2 separate regions of the Mus musculus genome follow, and region 2 is linked to region 1. Evidence: chromatin loops called from intact Hi-C (ENCODE). Cell type or tissue: gastrocnemius. All regions are shown on one strand. Links, peaks and the distances in the headings refer to the core of each region. The heading gives the core; the rest is flanking DNA. Region 1 has its middle 21 kb from the start of Kdm2a. Region 2 overlaps Kdm2a (lysine (K)-specific demethylase 2A).

The links. A loop is a pair of places that touch in the nucleus more often than their neighbours do. Peaks named below come from ENCODE experiments on the same cell type or tissue, not always from the same donor. Only the 100,000 strongest peaks of a DNase experiment are listed, where the experiment ranks them.
Region 2: it touches region 1 in a loop (4-fold over the local background); 11 of 42 quality-filtered maps call a loop at or near these places.

The regions. Positions count from the first base shown.
Region 1 is chr19:4,412,358-4,422,986 of GRCm38, forward strand. No RefSeq gene overlaps it. Among named protein-coding and RNA genes, the nearest start is that of Kdm2a, 21 kb to the left of the region's middle. In gastrocnemius, for the core only: a CTCF peak has its summit at 5,071 (motif pointing left); DNase peaks (open chromatin) are centred at 5,064, 7,603, 8,086 and 8,404; H3K27ac peaks cover 189 bases.
Region 2 is chr19:4,334,759-4,342,758 of GRCm38, forward strand. All of the region lies in intron 12 of Kdm2a (lysine (K)-specific demethylase 2A), which reads right to left. Among named protein-coding and RNA genes, the nearest start is that of Grk2, 33 kb to the left of the region's middle. In gastrocnemius, for the core only: a CTCF peak has its summit at 3,636 (motif pointing right); a DNase peak (open chromatin) is centred at 3,635; H3K4me3 peaks cover 25 bases; H3K27ac peaks cover 955 bases.

The DNA of each region.
Region 1 (10,629 bases), core at 1,641-9,640:
ATCTGGGTTGTTTCCAGCTTTTAGCTATTCTAAATAAGGCTGCTATGAACATCATGGAGCATGTGTCTTTATTACATGTTAGAGCATCTTCTGGGTATACCAGAGTGGTAGTACTATGTCCAATTTTCTGAGGGACCGACAGACTGATTTCCAGAGTGGTTGTACCAGCTTGCCTTGCCAGCATCTGCTGTCACCTGACTTTTGGTCTTAGCCATTCTAACTGGTGTGAGGTGGAATTTCAGGGTCATTTTGATTTGCCTTTCCCTGATGACTAAGGATGTTGAATATTTTTTAGCTGCTTCTCAGCCATTCAAGTTTCCTCAGTTGAGAATTCTCTATTTATCTCTGTTGCCCATTTTTTGATAGGGTTGTTTAGTTTTCTGGAGTCTAACTTCTTGAGTTCTTTGTATATATTGGGTATTAGTCCTCTATCGGATGTAGGATTGGTTCTAAAAAGTCTATAATTTCTTTTTTTTTTTTTCCTTGACCAAGTTATCATTGAGTAGAGCTTTGTTCAGCTTCCATGTACATGTGAGCTTTCTGTTGTTTTTGTTGTTATTGACTTATACCAGCCTAAGTCCGTGGTGAGCTGATAGGGAGCATGGGATTATTTCGATCTTCTTGTATCTGTTGAGGCCTGTTTTGTGACCAATTATATGGTCAGTTTTGGAGAAGGTACCATGAGGTGCTGAGTAGAAGGTATATTTTGTTTTAGGACGAAGTGTTCTGTAGATACCTGTTAAATCTATTTAGTTCATAACTTCTGTTAGTTTCACTGTGTCTCTGTTTAGTTTCTGTTTCCATGATCTGTCCATTGATGAGACTCAGGTGTTGAAGTGGGGGCCCACTATTATTGTGTGAGGTGCAATGTGTGCTTTGAGCTTTAGTAATTTTTTTTTTAATGAATATTGGTGCCCTTGCATTTGGAGCATAGATGTTCAGAATTGAGAATTCATCTTGGTAGATTTTTCCTTTGATGAGTATAAAATGTCCTTCCTTATCTTTTTTGATAACTTTTAGTTGAAGGTTGATTTTATTCTATATTAAGATGGTTACTCCAGCTTCTTTCTTGGTACCATTTGGTTGGAAAATTGTTTTCCAGCCTTTTACTCCTAGGTAGTGTCTGTTTTTGTCACTGAGGTGTGTTTCCTGTATGCAGCAAAAGACTGGGTCCTATTTATGTATCCAATCTATTAGTCTATGTCTTTTTACTGGGGAATTGAGTCCATTTTATTAAGAGATATTAAGGAATAGTGATTGTTGCTTCCTGTTATTTTTGTTGTTAGAGATGGAATTATGTTTGTGTGGCTCTCTTCTTTTTGGGTTTGTTGAAAGAAGATTACTTTCTTGATTTTTCTAGGGTGTAGTTTCCTTCCTTGTGTTGGAGTTTTCCATCTATTCCTTTGTAGGGCTGGATTTGTGGAGAGATATTGTGTAAATTTGGTTTTGTCATGGAATACCTTGGTTTCTCTTGCAAGGTATAATGCCTGGGCTGGCATTTGTGTTCTCTTAGGGTCTGTATGACATCTGCCCAGGATCTTCTAGCTTCCATAGTCTCTGTTGAGAAGTCAGGTGTAATTCTGATAGGTATGCCTTTATATATTACTTGACCCTTTTCCCCTTACTGCTTTTAATATTCTTTATTTGCTTTGTGCATTTGGTGTTTTGACTATTACGTGACGAGAGAAATTTCTTTTCTGGTCCAATATGTTTGGAGTTCTGTAGGCTTCTATATGTTTATGGGCATCTCTTTCTTTAGGTTAGGAAAGTTTTCTTCTATAATTTTTGTTGGATATTTGGCCCTTTAAGTTGGTAATCTTCACTCTCTTCTATACTTATTATCCCTTAGTTGGTCTTCTCATTGTGTCCTGGATGTTTTGGGTTAGGAACCTTTTGCATTTTGCATTTTCTTTGACTGTTGTGTCAATGTTTTCTATGGTATCTTCTGCACCTGAGATTCTCTCTTCTATCTCTTATATTCTGTTGGTGATGGTTGTGTCTGTGACTCCTGATCTCTTTCTTAGGTTTTCTATCTCCAAGATTATCTCCCTTTGTAATTTCTTTATTGTTTCTATTTCCATTTTTAGGTCCTAGATGGTTTTGTTCAATTCCTTCACCTGTTTGGTTGTGTTTTCCTGCAATTCTTTAAGGGATTTTTGTGTTTTCTCTTTAAGGGCTTATACTTGTTTACCTGTGTTCTCCTATATTTCTTTAAGGGAGTTATTTATGTTCTTCTTAAAGTCCTCTATGATCAATCATCATGAGATGTGATTTTTAAACCAGAGTCTTGTTTTTCTGGTGTGTTGGGGTATCCAGGGCTAGCAGTAGTGGGAGAATTGGGTTCTGGTTGTAAGTAGCCTTGGTTTCTGTTGCTTATGTTCTTGCACTTGCCTCTCACCATCTGATTATCTGTGGTCTTGCTGTTTCTGACTGTGGCTTGTCCCTCCTGTAAGACTGTGAGTCAGCACTCCTGGGAGACCAACTCTTCTCCCAGCGGGATTGGGTATGAAGAGCTGTGGCACAGGATCAGCTCTCAGGCACAGATGGAAACCAGAAGAGAAAAAAAGATTTCTATATCTGAAAAACACTGAAATGTGGTCATCAGACTGTTAAAATGGCTCAGTAGGCAAAGGTGCCTGCTACCAAGCTTGAGTTCAATTCCCAGCCCCATATACTGGAAGAAGAAAACTGACTAGTGTTTCCTACACATGCATCTGCATGCCTCTCTCTCACTAAAATAACTAAAAAGCAGCTGTGGCTGGTGGCAAAGTCCTGTAATCCAGCACTGGGGAGACAGAGGCAGGAGGATAAATTAAAGGTCACTATCAACTACATAGAAATGTAAGGTCAGACTGGGTTTCATGAGACTCTGTTTCAAAAACAGAAACAAAAACAAACAAACAAACAAACAAAAATCAAAACAGCTCAGGGTGCTGCTTGTGTTATGACTTTTCCTGAGATGTAAGCATCCATTCAGATAATAGTGAAACAAACCAGAGAAACAGGTCTATTCAAGTGTAGTTTAGTGAGCCAGGAGACTGAGGGACTCAGGCAGCTGCATCACTGAGAGACTCACTCCCCCCAGGATGGGTAGTAGTACGCCCCTGGATCTACTTGCATAATTCAATTTAAAAGCTGGGCATGGTGGCACAGTCCTTTAGTTCTAGCACTTGGGAGGCAGAGGCAGGTGGCTCTCTAAGATTGAGGCCAGACTGGTCTACAGATCAAATTCCAGGACAGCCAGTGCAACACAGAAACCCTGTCTCAAAGGACAAAAACATTGGGACATTAAGAAGGCTCAGTGGATAAAGATGCCTACCACCAAGTCTGCTTAACTGAGTTTCATGTTTGATACCAGAACCCACATAGTGGAAAAGAATTGACAACCTCAAGTTGTCCTTTGATCTTCACACAGGTACTGTGTCCTGAGTGCATGCATGTGCGCATGTGTGTGCAATACCATAGTGCATATGTGGAAGTCAGAGAACACTTTGGTTCTCTTGTTTTACTATGTGGCTTTCTGGGGATAGAAGTCAGTTTGTCTGGCTGAGCTATCTGATATATTTTCCAGAAAGCTTTTAATACCTCTCATAATTATTTCAGATAATGACAGGATTTGATAAGAGAACCAATTCTCTTGGAAGGCCTTGGGGAAAGCTGTGCTAGCAGCCGAGAAATCCAGGGCTCTATCTAGACTGTCAGGCCATACAGGACAGTGCCCCAGGGCTCCCAATTAGCTCTTTGGAATAAAGTTCTCTGTTTTGAAATTAGACAGCCTCCTGTTAATCCAGGAGGAAGGAACCAGGTTGGAGAAAGGGTGAATGAGTCCTTGGGGTTATTTACATATCTATCATTTGTTTACATCTCAGTGAATCCTCCCCTACTCTAGCGCCCTATAGGTTGCAACCTCCTCCAGGATTACACCCCCTTGCAAGAGTGTCACTTGCTTAGTCCTGTTGACTGTGGAGAACTGGGAAGGACAGTCATACAGCCACTAGGCATTTAGTGTTTGTTTTCTCTTTGTTCTGGGATCCTTGGTTGTTTGGGTTTCTTATTTTGTTTTGTTTGTGTGTTTTGTTTTAGACCAGGGTAGGTTCATAGAGATCAACGTCTATCTCTGAATTAAAGGCCTATGCTACCAAACCCAAACCCAAAGTGGTTATTTTAAAAAATTTAACCATATTAGTCGGGAGAAGTCTGTGTAGTAGTCAGAGAAAATCCCTAGGGTTGGTTGGTTCTCTAGATCTTTTTTCTGCCCTGTTGGCGTTAATGTTCCTATCCTGGACTGGGCCTTACGGCTGAGCTGCCACATCCACAAGGGAGGACTTCCACAAGAAGATAAGGTGGCTAATGTGCTTGCCTAGCATGTTAGAGGACCTAGGTTTTATTCCTAGTACTGTTAAAAAAAAAGTAAATGAACAATAATTTTAGGATAGTTGTATTTGTTGATTGTGTATGGGCACATGTTGGAGGAAGAGTGGAGGTCAGAGCATAATTTGTGGGTATAGGTTCTCACCTACTATATGGGTCCTGGAGCATTAGGCTTCATAGTAAACATCATTAGCTGAGCCAGCTTGCCAACCATGGGGCTATTTTTGGTTTGTCTTGGCTGGCCTGGAATGCATTGTGTAGACCAGTCTACTAAAAAACTCACTGAGATGGAGACACACCAATATTTTTCCAGAACTTCCCTCAAATTCTGGTATGGGTTGGGAGCTGGCCAACTGGTGGTCCTCAGCCTCTGCTTCCTTCATTTGCGCTGACAAACGAGACTGGTCTGGGTTACCTGAGCTGTCTGGAGTAGCTACATACAGGGTTCAGATTCAAATGCAAAGGGACTGTAGGTTTGGGACAACACTGTGTTCAATCTAGGTTCATTCTATACTGACCAAATAGGCAACTAACAGGACCACTCTGGACATTGGGTATTTTTCTTTAGTAAAGTATTGGTGCAGTAAGTGTCACTCCTCTGATGACAACCAGGGGGAATGGTATGCTAGGGCAAGTCACAGGCTGGCTGGCCTTCTGTAACCAGGTAAGGTTGCTCTTCCTGAGCCCTGCTGCCCTCTACTGGTCGAAATCCAGCTATAATGAGACTCATTGTCCAGAGTCCAAACACCCAGCCTTGGTCAGCCCATATTATCTTCAATACTGTTCTTTGTCCCCCTGAACCTTGGTTTTCTCATCTGTAAAGTGAAGAATTGTGGATACCAATGGAGGCAAAAAGTCACCAAGGTTGTCCAGAAAGATACAACTATAATCCTTTTCTTGAGATAAACAGGAACAGGAGTCCCCAGAGCAGCCCCGTTGCAGATGTAAGGTCTTTTATTCTGTAGGAAGTACCTTGAATTCATCCTCTTAAGATCAGAGGCCAGCTGTGCTGTGGACTGCAGAGCAAATGTCATGTCACATGCCAGTCTGCTGACTGTGATCTTGTCTACAAAGCTCTCATGCAGAATTAAAGACAGGACTTGGGGGACAAAGGACACATGCTGCTCTCTGCACTGCAGTCCCCATCATAGTCACTGTTGAGTATGACTCTCATCAGTGCCTACAGCAGGAAGGAAGACTAACATCCTCAAGTTCCCTCCTCCCACAGCTTCTGGAGGGCTTGAGTGCCCTGCCCTCTCTCTTAGGTTGAGATGAAAGGACCAGCCTTGAACACACTCATATGCTTGCTCTGGCTTCTGGCTGACAGAGCCAGCAGCAAGCCTGCACAATAAATAATTACTTTTATATTTCATAACTAGTTAGTAGTGTCTACAAGTGGACAAACACTATTAGCATTAACATGGATTTTTAATGTATATGGGTGTTTTGCCTGCATTCATGTATGTGCACCACATATATATATATGGTGCATACGGAGGTCAGAAGAAAGCATTTGGTAGTCTGGAACTGGAGTTACAAATGGTGGTGAGCCTCCTTATGGATGCTGGGAATTGAACCTGGGTCCTCTGGAAGAGCAACCAGACTCTTGACTGCTGAGCCATCTCTCCAGCCTCACATTAACTTCTTTAGAGATAGGGTGTTTCTATAAGCCAGGATGATACTGAACTCCAGATTCTCTTGCCTCAGCCGACCAAGCGATGGCATTGCAGGTATATGCAACCATGTTGTTGTGTTAGCTCTTAATTCAACCAGCCTTTACAATCAAAGGTGCTATTATCTGCATTTGGGAATAAGGGAACTGACAACTAAAAGTATAGTTAAGGAAGCTAAAGAGAGGCAGGAAGATCTTTGCAGTTCAGGACCATTCTGAGCTACATATAGTGAGACTTTGTCTCAAAACAAACAAACAAACAAAATCAAAAAAAGGGGTCAGAGAGATGACTCAGTGATTAAAGAAGAACATTTGCTATGTAGTCAGGGTTTGGATCTCAGTATCTACATAACAAGACAGATGTCTGTCTGTCTGTTTGTCTTTGTCTGTCTGTCTTTGTCTGTCTGTCTCTCTCTGTCTCCATCTCTCTGTCTGTCTGTCTGTCTGTCTGTCTGTCTCTCTCTCTCTCTCTCTCACACACACACACACACACACCTGTTACCCCAGCTCCAAGAGAGGGCAGAGACAAGAGGTTATCTGGAGCTTGCTAGCTTCCCAATTACATGAAAAAATGCAAGCCCCGAGTCTAGGGATAGGTATTTCCTGAATGGAAGAGATGGAGAGTCATAGAATGGACTCCTGATGTCCTCTTCTGGCCTCAGGCATGTACAGCCAACATATAGACACATATGCACATATAAGTAAATACATCTTTAAAAACACAGAAAAGTCCTGACAATAACAACAAAAAACTAACACAAGCAAGCAAGGCTACACACTTGGTTCATTATGCAACTCGGACTTTGTAACTTTTCGTATTTATTTGTGTGCGTCCCACATGTACATATAGCGATCAGAGAACAATTTGTGTTTGTTCCTCTATGTGGGTTCTGGAGATCAGGGATTTTGGGGTTGTTAGCCTTGGTGGCAAGTGTCTTTACCATCTTTCTGGCTTCTTTTATTTTGAAACAAGGTCTCACTACATAGCTCCTATTAGCCTTCAGTTTGCTATGTAGGTAAGTAGACAAGGCTGGCTTTGAACCTGTAGCAGTCTTCCTGCTTCTGTCTCTCGTGTACTAGTATTACAGTCCTGTTACCGTGCTTTGCTCCAAAGCCAGGACTTGAAGCTAGGAAAGTCTCTTTTTTTCACATAGCTAACCTGTTTCTCAGAAGCATCTGACTAGAGAATCAACGTCCACATTCCACACTCTGCCATTGTAGAGGCGTGTGGTAGGCTGCTCCCATTTTAGATCTCATTGTTCTCTGGGCTAGTCACAGGGTACTTTGGATCTTTCGTATCAGCTTCAGAATGCCTTATATGCTTGCTCTGAGTTTCTGGCTTAGTGCTCATCAGAGGATGTAAACTGAGGCCGGAGAGCAAGGAGAGCGGCCTTCGTTGGCATGAGCTGTAGCTTTTACTTTCAGCCTGGGCAAAGAGCTCGATGACTCAGAGTAGGCTCTACCCTCTCCACCCTGAGGATGCCAGGGAGTGGCCTGTCTTCCAATAGACAACCCAGAAGCTGGGCTGAGGAGTTGTGGTTCTTGGTTCTTGGCAGCCAGGGCTGGCTTTTGGGCAGTGTCTTCCCAGGTTGGGTCACACTGTCAGGCCCCACCTATCCTGCCAGGTGGTTGTAAGGAACTATCTGAAGTTGGGGAATTTCAGTGGGGAGGTAGCGCTTCCACACATCTGTATGTCATTCTTCCTGAACCCTGCCTTCACATATAGGATACCTGTGTGTGACTGTCTGTGCTTGGAGAGCTGAAATGTAGACCTGAAGGGGAACTGTCCCCACAACGAGGCATGCTGGGTTGTTTTTGGTATCTCTCACCCCAGGGAGAGGCCACATTCTTCCCTCACTCACTCTCATTACCCCCACCCTTCTCACAGTACACTGTCATACATGGCTTCCCAGCCCGGAAGCCACCAAGTCTCCACTTGTAGTGACTTGTAGTGTCTGGATGGCTGCAGTTGCCCAACTGGTCTCCTGGCATCTACCCCAACCCTTCCAGACACTCTGCCTTGACCTACTGCCAGAGCTGTCACCTTAGAGAATTCAGCATGGGAAGAGACCCAGAATCCCTAGCAAAGGAGTGTACAGAGATCACAGCAGGTTTTGGCCTGTGAGTGTGTGCTCAGTGAGGAGGTAGTAAGCAGCCAGGTGCTAACTTTTTGGAGAAGATGGTGTCTGAGTTGGACCGTAAAGAATTTGGTGGCAGAGGGAACTTAGGAACTTGGTACCTCATGATTGGGGACAGCCTGGTCAAAGGCTTAGAGGGCAGTGCCCTGTGGGTGTTGCCCTGTGTGTGTAACTGGAGTAGGCGTGGTAAAGTGTTCTTGAGATAAAGCCAGAGGGAAGTGGGCTGGAGCCAAATTCAGGACAGCTCGAGGCACAGATGGGACTTTGGGTCTTCTCTGCGTGAGAAGGCTGTGTAGACCTTGGTGCCGCATGGCTTCCTGCCTGGATTTTGTGCCTCGGAAGGTAGAGCTTTGCCTTTCTGAGGAAGATGAGGCAGGTAAGGACCTGAAGGTTGGGGACTTGGCATGCCCCAGGCGACATGACACAAGGGCTAGTAGAATGTTGCTCCACAGCATTCCCTCGTAATTATTATTCATCATTCAGTAGGCATCAGTAATGGGACACAGCTGGGTACAGTGGCACAACCAACACCTGGAAAGATGGCTCAGCAGCAGTAAAGGACACTGACGGACCCAGGTTTGATTCCCAGAGTCCACATGGCAACTTACAACCGTCTGTAATTCCAGTTCCTGGGATCCAATGCCCTCATAAGAGGCCTCTGTGGGCATCAAGGAGGCACATGGTGCACAGTCATATATGCATGCTACACACCCCCACACACAAAATAATAAAAGTATAAAAATATTTTATAAAAATAAGTAATAATAAAATTAATAAAACAACAACAACAATAGTAATAATAAGATTAAAAAATTAATCTTAAAAACAACCAACCAGGACTGAAGAGATGGCTCAGCACTGGTTGCTCTTCCAGAGGACCTGGGTTTGGTTCCCAGCACCCACATGGTGGCTCACAACTGTAACTCCAGTTCCAGAGGCTCTGACACCATTACACAGGCATGCATATAGGCAAAACTGCAATGCACATAAACCCTCCAGAGCTGGGGGTTGTAGCTGCTGGTGGATACTAAACCCTGGGTTGGATGTCCAGCAAAGCATAAACCAGGTGTGATAGTGGATATTTGTAGTGCCAACATTCCGGGTATAGAGACAGAAGGATCAATAAGCTAAAGAGACGAGATGGCTCAGTGATTGAGAGCCCTGGCTGCCCCTCCAGAGGACACAGGTTGGATCCTCAGCACATCCATGGCAGCTCACAAATTGAACTCCAGTTCTAGTTTCCAGCCTCCTCTTCTGGCCTCTTCAGGAAGAGCAATACTCCCACACATAAAATACTAAAAATATATTTTCAAAAAGTAATATATCTGGTTTGGAGAGATGGCTCTCAGTAGTTAGGAGCACTGACTGCTCTTCTAGAGGTCCTAAATTCAATTCCTAGCAACCACATGGTGGCTCACAAGCATTTGTAATGGGACCCAATGCTCTCTTCTTGTGTGTCTGAAGACAGCTACAGTGCTATTTATTCATATAAATAAATAACTCTTTTTTTTAAAAAAAGTAAAATACATTGTGGGCATACTTCGAAGCCCAAGGAATCCAAATAACCTAGTTTGATGTTCTCTGGCTCCAAGACCCTGGAGAGGTCATTTCCCTCTTTCTTTTCTGAGGTGAGTAGATATAACAAGGTGCCTCATCGGTCTAGAGCCTGGGGTTCAGTAGAAACCTGGTACATTCCTGCCCATTCACACCCCTTCTCCTAGGCTCCTTGGGCATAGTTTGTACTGCTTAGTGTTTTAGCTTTCTTTGGTTTTGCTTGTTTAGTGTTGAGTTTTTTGGTTTTGTGTTTATGTTTTGTTTTCTGGTTTTTTCGAGACAGGGTTTCTCTTTAGCCCTGGCTGTCCTGGAGCTTGCTCTGCAGACCAGGCTGGCCTCAAACTCAGAAATCTGCCTGCCTCTGCCTCCCAAGTGCTGGGGTTAAAGGCGTGTGCACAGACTGATTAATATTTTTTTTGGTTTTGTTTTGCAAATTACATTCGTGTGCGTCTACGTGTATTTATGGGGCCAAGCAGAAGGCATAGCTTGCATGGGGTTGTCAAAGGAGTTGGATCTATCTACCATGTGGGTCCAGGGATCTGACTTAAGTAGACAGGCTGGGTGGCAAGCCTCTTTATCCACTGAACCATATAAATGGTTCCTGATTTTTGTTTGTTTTGTTTGGATCTTGCTTCACAGCCCAGTTTAGTCTCTGGCCCATCTCCATTTTTGGTTTGAGGATCCTCATGCTTGAAGTCCTTTTCTGAATCAGTCATGAAACAGTAGCCAGAGGGACAATGGCCTGTTCTCTGCCCAGGTGCTCTAGACTGAAATCTGAATTTCTTCGGTTGTAATTTGAATACAGTCAGTCAAAGCTTTTGGTAAGCTCCATCGGCTAAATCCAAGTATGTATTTCTTAATGTTGCCACGCTGAGAGCCAAAACCAACCCGGAA
Region 2 (8,000 bases), core at 1-8,000, 79 kb before region 1:
ATGCCTCACATTCCAGACACCACTCTGCCAGATTTCTGTTTCTAAATCAGCTTTGCCTGCCTCATTCTTAATCCTACTGTCTCAGTTTTTAGGTGCAGGAAATATAGGTGTGACTACGTTATTGATATTCCCCATGAAGCAAACAGCCCTTCACCCTATTGACACTTCACATCATCTATTCTGTCTAGAGGTCCTCGAGCCAGACTGAAGCTCAAAACGTGCTCACTTACTCATGGGCTACAGCAGAAAGGGGAGCTTCACTTAGGCCAGAGGCCTACACACGAGTGTCAGCATAGGAAGAGAAGCCGAGCAGGAAAAGGAGGCGAAGGAGCAGCAGAATTCGCATTTTCCAGATCCTCTTAATATAACTGCTGGTACTATTTTGACATAAATAAACATCTAGCTTTCACTACCATTCTGGTTTTTTAAAATTATATTTATTTATGTGTGCGGTGGATGTCAGAGGACAACTTTTATCATATGGGTCCCTGAATGGAGGTTGTCAAGTTTGGCAGAAAGCATCATTATCGTGAGTTTCTGGAATAAAGTGGCCTAACAGGCTTTCTGGGATCTGAGCTAGCATCAAGGGCTGTGTTTGTGAATGTACTTTCTGCCAGACCGTTTCCCTCCATGTTGCCTACCCAGGCTTAGCTCCAACCCGTGGGGGCTTAGAGTGATCCTCCTGGACCCTTAACATGTGGCATGTGCTTATTCTCATAGTAGTTTACAGAATCAAAGAGATACTTCTGTGTTCTTGATTGAGTTCTTCCAGGAAATGCTCACATGGGCATGCTGACCTCAGACTGCTTCTTTGCATTTTCATTTTAAGATTCCAGTTCCAAGTATATTCAGTTTATTTCATATGAAAAGTTTTGTTTAATAATGATCTAGCTGGGGCTAGAGAGACGGCTCAGTGGTTAAGAGCACTGACTGCTCTTCCAGAAGTCCCGAGTTCAATTCCCAGCAACCACATGGTAGCTCACGACCATCTATAATGGGGTCTGATGCCCTCTTCTGGTGTGTCTGAAGACAGTCACAGTGTACCCATATATATAAATAATTCTAAAAAAGAAAAAGCAAATAACAACCCCCCCAACACACTGATCTAGCTATTGAGAAGTTTCTTTAAAAATGCTTATCTTCAGTGCTATCTATCCTAGAAGAATGCTAAAGTACTTTAGAAAAACATATTACCTCAAGGAAAATTGGTTATAGCAAAATCTACCTGAAAAAAATTAAAAAAAAAAAAAAAAAAAAGGAAAAAGACATGCCACTTCGAAACTTACTTCAATTAATTTTCAAGTTACATATTTAATGGCCTAATTTGCCCTCTTCTGTAATTAACAATAAACGGTGGCTGACAAAAAAAAAATGAGTAAACTAGGCATGGTGGCAAATACGTGCAATGCTTGCATTTAAGAAGATGAAACAAGGGCTGGCGAGATGGCTCAGTGGTTAAGAGCACCGACTGCTCTTCCGAAGGTCCCAAGTTCAAATCCCAGCAACCACATGGTGGCTCACAACCATCCTTAACGAAATCTGATGCCCTCTTCTGGAGTATCTGAAGACAGCTACAGTGTACTTACATATAATAATAAATAAATCTTTAAAAAAAAAAAAGATGAAACGAGAATGTACTTCAGGGCCTACTTAGGCTTCACAATGAGACCCTACCTCAAAAGCTAAGGAGGAGCTGGCAGTGGTGGCATACTTCTTTAATCTCAACACTTGGGAGGCAGAGGCAGGAGGATCTCTGTGAGTTCAAGGCTAGCCTGGTCTACCTAGTGAGTTTCAGGACAGTCAGGGCTATACAGAGAAACCCTGTCTTGGAAACCACCACCACCACCACCACCACCACAAAACAGCCCAGGAAGAAGAACATAACCTTTTAAAACACACACATAGCATCTTGTTAGTGAAAATTGCAAATGAAAATTTGTTGTATTTTGTTTTATTTTACTTTTACTTTGTGTATACATGCTTTCCCTGTATGTATATACACCTACTACATGCCTGGTAATTGAGGTAAACAGAAGCCATTGGATTCCCTGGAATTGGAATTACAAATGTGGTTGTGAGTTGCCTTATGGGTGCTGGTACTGGAACCTGGGTTCTCTGAAACAGCAGTCAGTGCTCCTAAAAACTGAGCCATTTCTCCAGCCCCAGATAACTACTATTTCCGTGGTTATTTGCTACCACCATTCTGATTCAGTAATGGGGTAGAGCTTAGTGTAAATTTTTAGATAAAAGATAAACTTTTAAAAGCTTAGAGTAGCATGGATTTACCACAAAGAATGATTTCCCAATTAATAAACTGAAAGCTGTTAGTATTTATGGAATGTTATTATAATCAATTTGATTCATCTACCAGGACAGTTTTAGCTGGTGAAATGAGAAGACTGGTACTTCCTCCTTATTTAGGATAAACTCTCTCATCTTCCCTCAGAGTTTGCTCTGAGCCTTGTGCATAGGAAATGCACAATATATGTACTTAGCCTACTTGAATGCCCATTCTACAAATGGACTTGAAGGCCCCAGGGAACAAGACTAGTACCAGAATAAATGAATTTCATAGATTTGTGACTAGCTACTATGTTTGAAATCCACTTTCAGTCTTATTATTAATTTTAACAATTTGATAGATATATTTTATATAATATATAATTTAACTTAATGTTGCAAAGTATGATTGGTTCATATGTGTATACACACTGAGGATTCTTTATCAGCAAAATAAACCAAAACAGATATAAACAAAGCAATAAAGTCCAATTAAATTCTTCCAGTTGATTGTCATCATCTTTCTAGTGTTCTGTTCACAGCAGCTTAGAATGTACTTTTAAGAACTCTTTGCGCCAGGCAGTGGTGGCACAGAGTGAGTTCCAGGACAGTCAGGGCAAACAGAGAAACTCTGTCTGGAAAAAAACAAAACAAAACAAAACAAAAAACAAACAAACAAACCCCCAAAACAAAAAACAAAAGCCCTTTGCAATAAGCTACTTCTATGAATGGAGCCATACTATACAGTTTCACCTTCTGCCTTTTTGTTATATATATTCCATGCTGATTTACTTTATCCATAAACTCATACTCTTTAAATGCTCTAGTTTTTTCCCCAATTAATCCCATTCTAACTCTATACTCTATGATTCTTCAACACTGTAAAACTTAACATTTTAGAATGTTGAAAGTTCTTCATCACCGCACTAAAATGGACTTTTCTTCAAGGAAATATGTAGTTATGGCTATAGCATCATTCACTATTTCTGAGAAGCAGATAGATTGTAACAATATATAATTTCTTTCTGCATAAAAGAATAAACTGCTTCCTTTTGATTCCACCTGCAACTTAGCCACTAGGACATACGTGCTAAGTTCTCCAGTGTTGCAGAGTTCCAATCAGTATAGTGTTTTGACACCTACCCAACCAAATTATTCTATTTTGTCAGTGGTGTTGTTTGAGACAAGGTCTTACTCTATAGCCCAGACTGCTCTCAAACTCGACCTTGTTCCAGCCTTCTGAGTGCTTGGCATTTATAGGCAGGAACTGTCACCTTGCCTTAAAAAGAAAGGGGTGGGGCACCTTATTTTTAATTGTGTATAAGGGCATGTGTATGAGTAGTGCAGAGTTTAGGCCAGAAGAGGGAGCCAGACTGCTAGAGACAGGCTTAGCCGGAGTAAGCCAATCAACATGGATGCTGACTACCAAACTTGGATTCTCTTGAAAGAATAGGCAAAGTGGCAAGTGCTTTTAACTGCTGGGTCACCAATCTAGCCCCTTCAAATGCCTTAAAAAAGGGAGGGTTGGACTAAAACTCTGCCAGACTCAATGCTTTTTTGTTGTTGTTCTTGTTGATGCTCAGATTATTAAATTTAAGCTCTGAACTTTGTAAAACTCTCATTACACACAACTGATGGATATAACTGTTCTCTAAGACTGGATTCAGTATTTTCTTTGTATTTTTGAAAGGGATCCTATTTTGTTGACCAGACTGATCTGCAACTCCTAGGCTCAACCGACCCTCTACCTTTTGAGTAGATATTTCAGGTGAGCAACATGCCATGCCCAGCTCTATAAAGGCTGCATTTTTATTTTATTTTATTTTAAAGATTTATTGATTTATTATATGTAAGTACACTGTAGCTGTCTTCAGACACCCCAGAAGAGGGCATTAGATCTCATTACGGATGGTTGTGAGCCATCATGTGGTTGCTGGGATTTGAACTCAGGGCCTTCAGACTCACAACCTTCAGAAGAGCAATCAGTGCTCTTAACTGCTGAGCCATCTCTCCAGCCCCAAGGCTGCATTAAAAAAAAAAAAAGATTGATTGATTGATTGATTTAATATATGTGAGTGCACTGTCACTCTCTTCAGACATACCAGAAGAGGGCATTAGATTCCATTACAGATGGTTGCGAGCCACCATATGGTTGCTGGGAATTGAACTCAGGACCTCTGGAAGCACAGTCAGAGCCATCTCTCCAGACCCCCAGAGGCTGCATTTTAACATCTCATTTGAGGTAAACAAGAGGAGGTATGAATGAAGTCCTGAAACAAGAATCTAAACACTGTCAGTCTATTCAGACATAGGCCACAATGTGTCTCAGCCAGTATTGACAGCTATAGTTCCTAGTAATTCTTGATAAATAGAAGTTCTGTGTGATTTTCATACGATTGGAGTCCTTTGGAAGCCTCCCCTTAACTCACCCGCTTGCTTTACTGCTGCTTCCTTTTATTTTTTCTACATTCTCTCCTGATCTCCATACAAAGGCCAAGCATGGCAGCTGATACACACTTGTGATCCTAGTACCTGGGACACTCAAATAGGAAGATTCCTAATTCGAGGTCAGCCTGGGTTCCCCAGCAAGACTCTCCCTAAAAACCAAACCAAATAAATTTTCTTTAAGCTATATTAAATTATTTACTTAAGCAAGTTTTTCTATTTCTAGCAGGAACTTTGACCTTGAACAGTAAAATACTGTAGTATAATAGGGTATCTATAACTGGATTTAGTTAAAATTAGATCCATAGACTTAGAACTTAAAAAGTTTTTTTTTTTTTTTTTTTTTTTTGGTTTTTCGAGACAGGGTTTCTCTGTATAGCCCAGGCTGTTCTGGAACTCACTTTGTAAACCAGGCTAGCCTCGAACACAGAAATCCGCCTGCCTCTGCCTCCCAAGTGCTGGGACCAAAGGTGTGCGCCACCACGCCCAGCAGAGATACTCATTTTTATGAACTAGAAACACACAGACCAGAAGAATGTTGTATGATAATCTTTGGAATTGTTTTCTTTTATAGATTTTTCTAAAGATAATTATTCAAGTTAAACAAGTCTCCAAAGTCAAAATTTATTGTTTCCCACATGCACTTGAGATGGAATAGCTGCAAAAAAGAGGTTGTTGTAGATATAGGTACAGACACCTAATTTCTGACAAAGGCATTAAAATATACATTGAAAAAAAGACAGCTTCACCAAATGATATTTCAAAAACTAGCTTAGACTATCTATGTAAAAGATCAGACTCTTTTACTCTAAATACAAATAAATTCAAATCGGGTCAAAGATCTGTAACATCAAAATTGACCGAAGAAAACAGGATGAAGGCTAGTGAGGCCATTCAGTGGGAAAAGGGCACCTGCTGCTAAGTCTGGAAACCTGAGCCTGATCCCTGAAACCCATGTCATAGAAAGAGAGAACTAATTCCACACTAAAACACTATGTTTTTTTAAAAAAATTAGAAGCTGAGTTTACTAGCAGATACCTTTAATCCCAGAACACAGGAGGAAGAGGCAGAGGAAGGCAGCTCTCTGAATTTGAGGCCAGCTTAGTCCATATAGTGAGTTCCAGGATAGCTAGAGCTATGTTGAGAGATCCAGTTTCAAAACCAAGCCTACCCCCAATAACAGGGAGGAGCCTGGGGGCTAGAGAGATGGCTCAGTGGTTAGAAGCTCTTGTGGCTCCTTTAGAGGACAGCAGTTTGGTTGTTCAGCTCACTATACGTGGCTCAGGAATACCTGTAACTCCAGTTCCAGGAATCTATCACTTTCCTCTGACCTCAACAGGCAGGCACACGCATATAAGTAACATTTTATTTTATTTTAAGACATGGTATCTCTGTGTAGCCTTAGCTTTTCTGGTATTCACTCTGATCAGGCTGACCTGGAAAGGTGTGAGCCATCACCACCACCTGGCTAAAATTAAAAAACAAAAAACCCTCAAAAAATTCAGGATGTATTTGTAAGCCAGGTATGGTAGCATCCACCTTTAATCCCAACAACTAAAGAGGCAGAAGTAGGAGAATATTTGTGAGTTTAAGACTGTCCAGGTCTACACAGGAAATTCCAAGACAGTCAAGGCAACATAGAAAAGACCTGATTTGGAGAGAGAACCCAGTGGTTGAGAGCATGTATCCAGAGAACCAGAATTCAATTCCCAGCATCTGTATTATGCAACTCAACACACAAAAGCTTCAGCTCCAAGAGACTCTGATAGCCCTGGTCTCTGCAAACACCTGTACTCATGTGTACATACCCCACACAAAGATACACATTACCATTTATTAAAAAATAAAACAAAGCCAGGTGGTGATGGTGGTGCAGACCTTTAATCCCAGTGCTTCTGAGGCAGAGGCAGGCAGATCTCTAGGAGTTTGAGGCTGCTTTGGCTTACAGAGTGAGTTCTAGGACAGCTAGGACTATAAACAGAGACCAAATCTCAAAAAACAATAAACAAAAGAAATACAAATGCTCAATGAATATCTGAAAAGGTGTATTCAGACATCAATACAAAGCAAACTAAAGCTGCTGTGAGATTTCATCTCATTCTGGTTCAAATACTGACAAAGACAATCAATGACTGGAGCTGGTTATAGTAAAGAGTTTGCCATGCAACCCTAAGGACCTGAGTTCAATCTCTATCTCACTGCAATTCATAGGCCTTCGTCCAATCATGATAATAATGATAGTAAAGAAAAAAAGAAATCTAGTGATAATGCTAGTGAGCACCTGTGTAAAAAGGAATTCTTATACTTTCCTGGTAGAAATGCAACTTGATACAGGAATTGTTGAAGTCAGTACGATAGTTCCTCAAAAAACTAAAAGAAGAGCTACTACATAATCCAGCTACAATACTGGGTATATGTACTTGAAAGATTCCAATTCACCAATCAATCCACAGATATTTGGATAGACATTTTTATTGCTGGACTATTCATAATAGCTAAGAAATGTAACCAGTTGAGGTGCTTATTAACAGATAAATGGGTAATGAAAGCGTGGCTCATAATTATACAATAAAGTTTTTGAAAAATAAAACCATGGCATTTCAAGAAAATGGATGGAACGGCAGGATATTACTGCAGTAGAATCTGTATGTGTGTGTGTGGGGGGGGGAGAATGGGGTAGAAGGGAAATCATAGGAGGAAAGAACACAGGGTAAAGAAATACATGTGACATGAAGGCAGAAAGGGGGACTATTTAGGGTAGGAAGGGAAGCACAGGGAATATGATTAGGCAGGCAGTCCCCGTCTCACGGTAGGAATGTTAGGGTCACAGGTGGACACCACTGCATTAACTTTTGCCTTTGTTTTTGTTCTTTTTTAAAAAATACAGGCCCTAGGAACTAAAGCAAGGTTCCCATGCTTATGACTGATAAGGAGAGCAGAAGGGTCTCAGGGAGTCCCAGGCTAGACTGGTCTACATAGTGGTTCCAGACCAGTTAGAGTGAGATCCTGCCTCAGAAAACAAAAATAAAAATATATATGAATGTACCTGATATACCATCTCCAGGAATTATACTCAGGCAATCAGGTCTACTCACAGAGCCATCTTACCTGCTCTGTCCACCCAACACTCTTAGTGGTAAGCTTCGTTTTTAGCACTAAGTTTAAATCAACACTAGATACATGTATGTTCCCATTTCCAAAAGAGTGACTCAATGTCACTCTAGAAATTGAAACACTGGGCAGCACTTACTTACACAGGCACATATTAATTAACT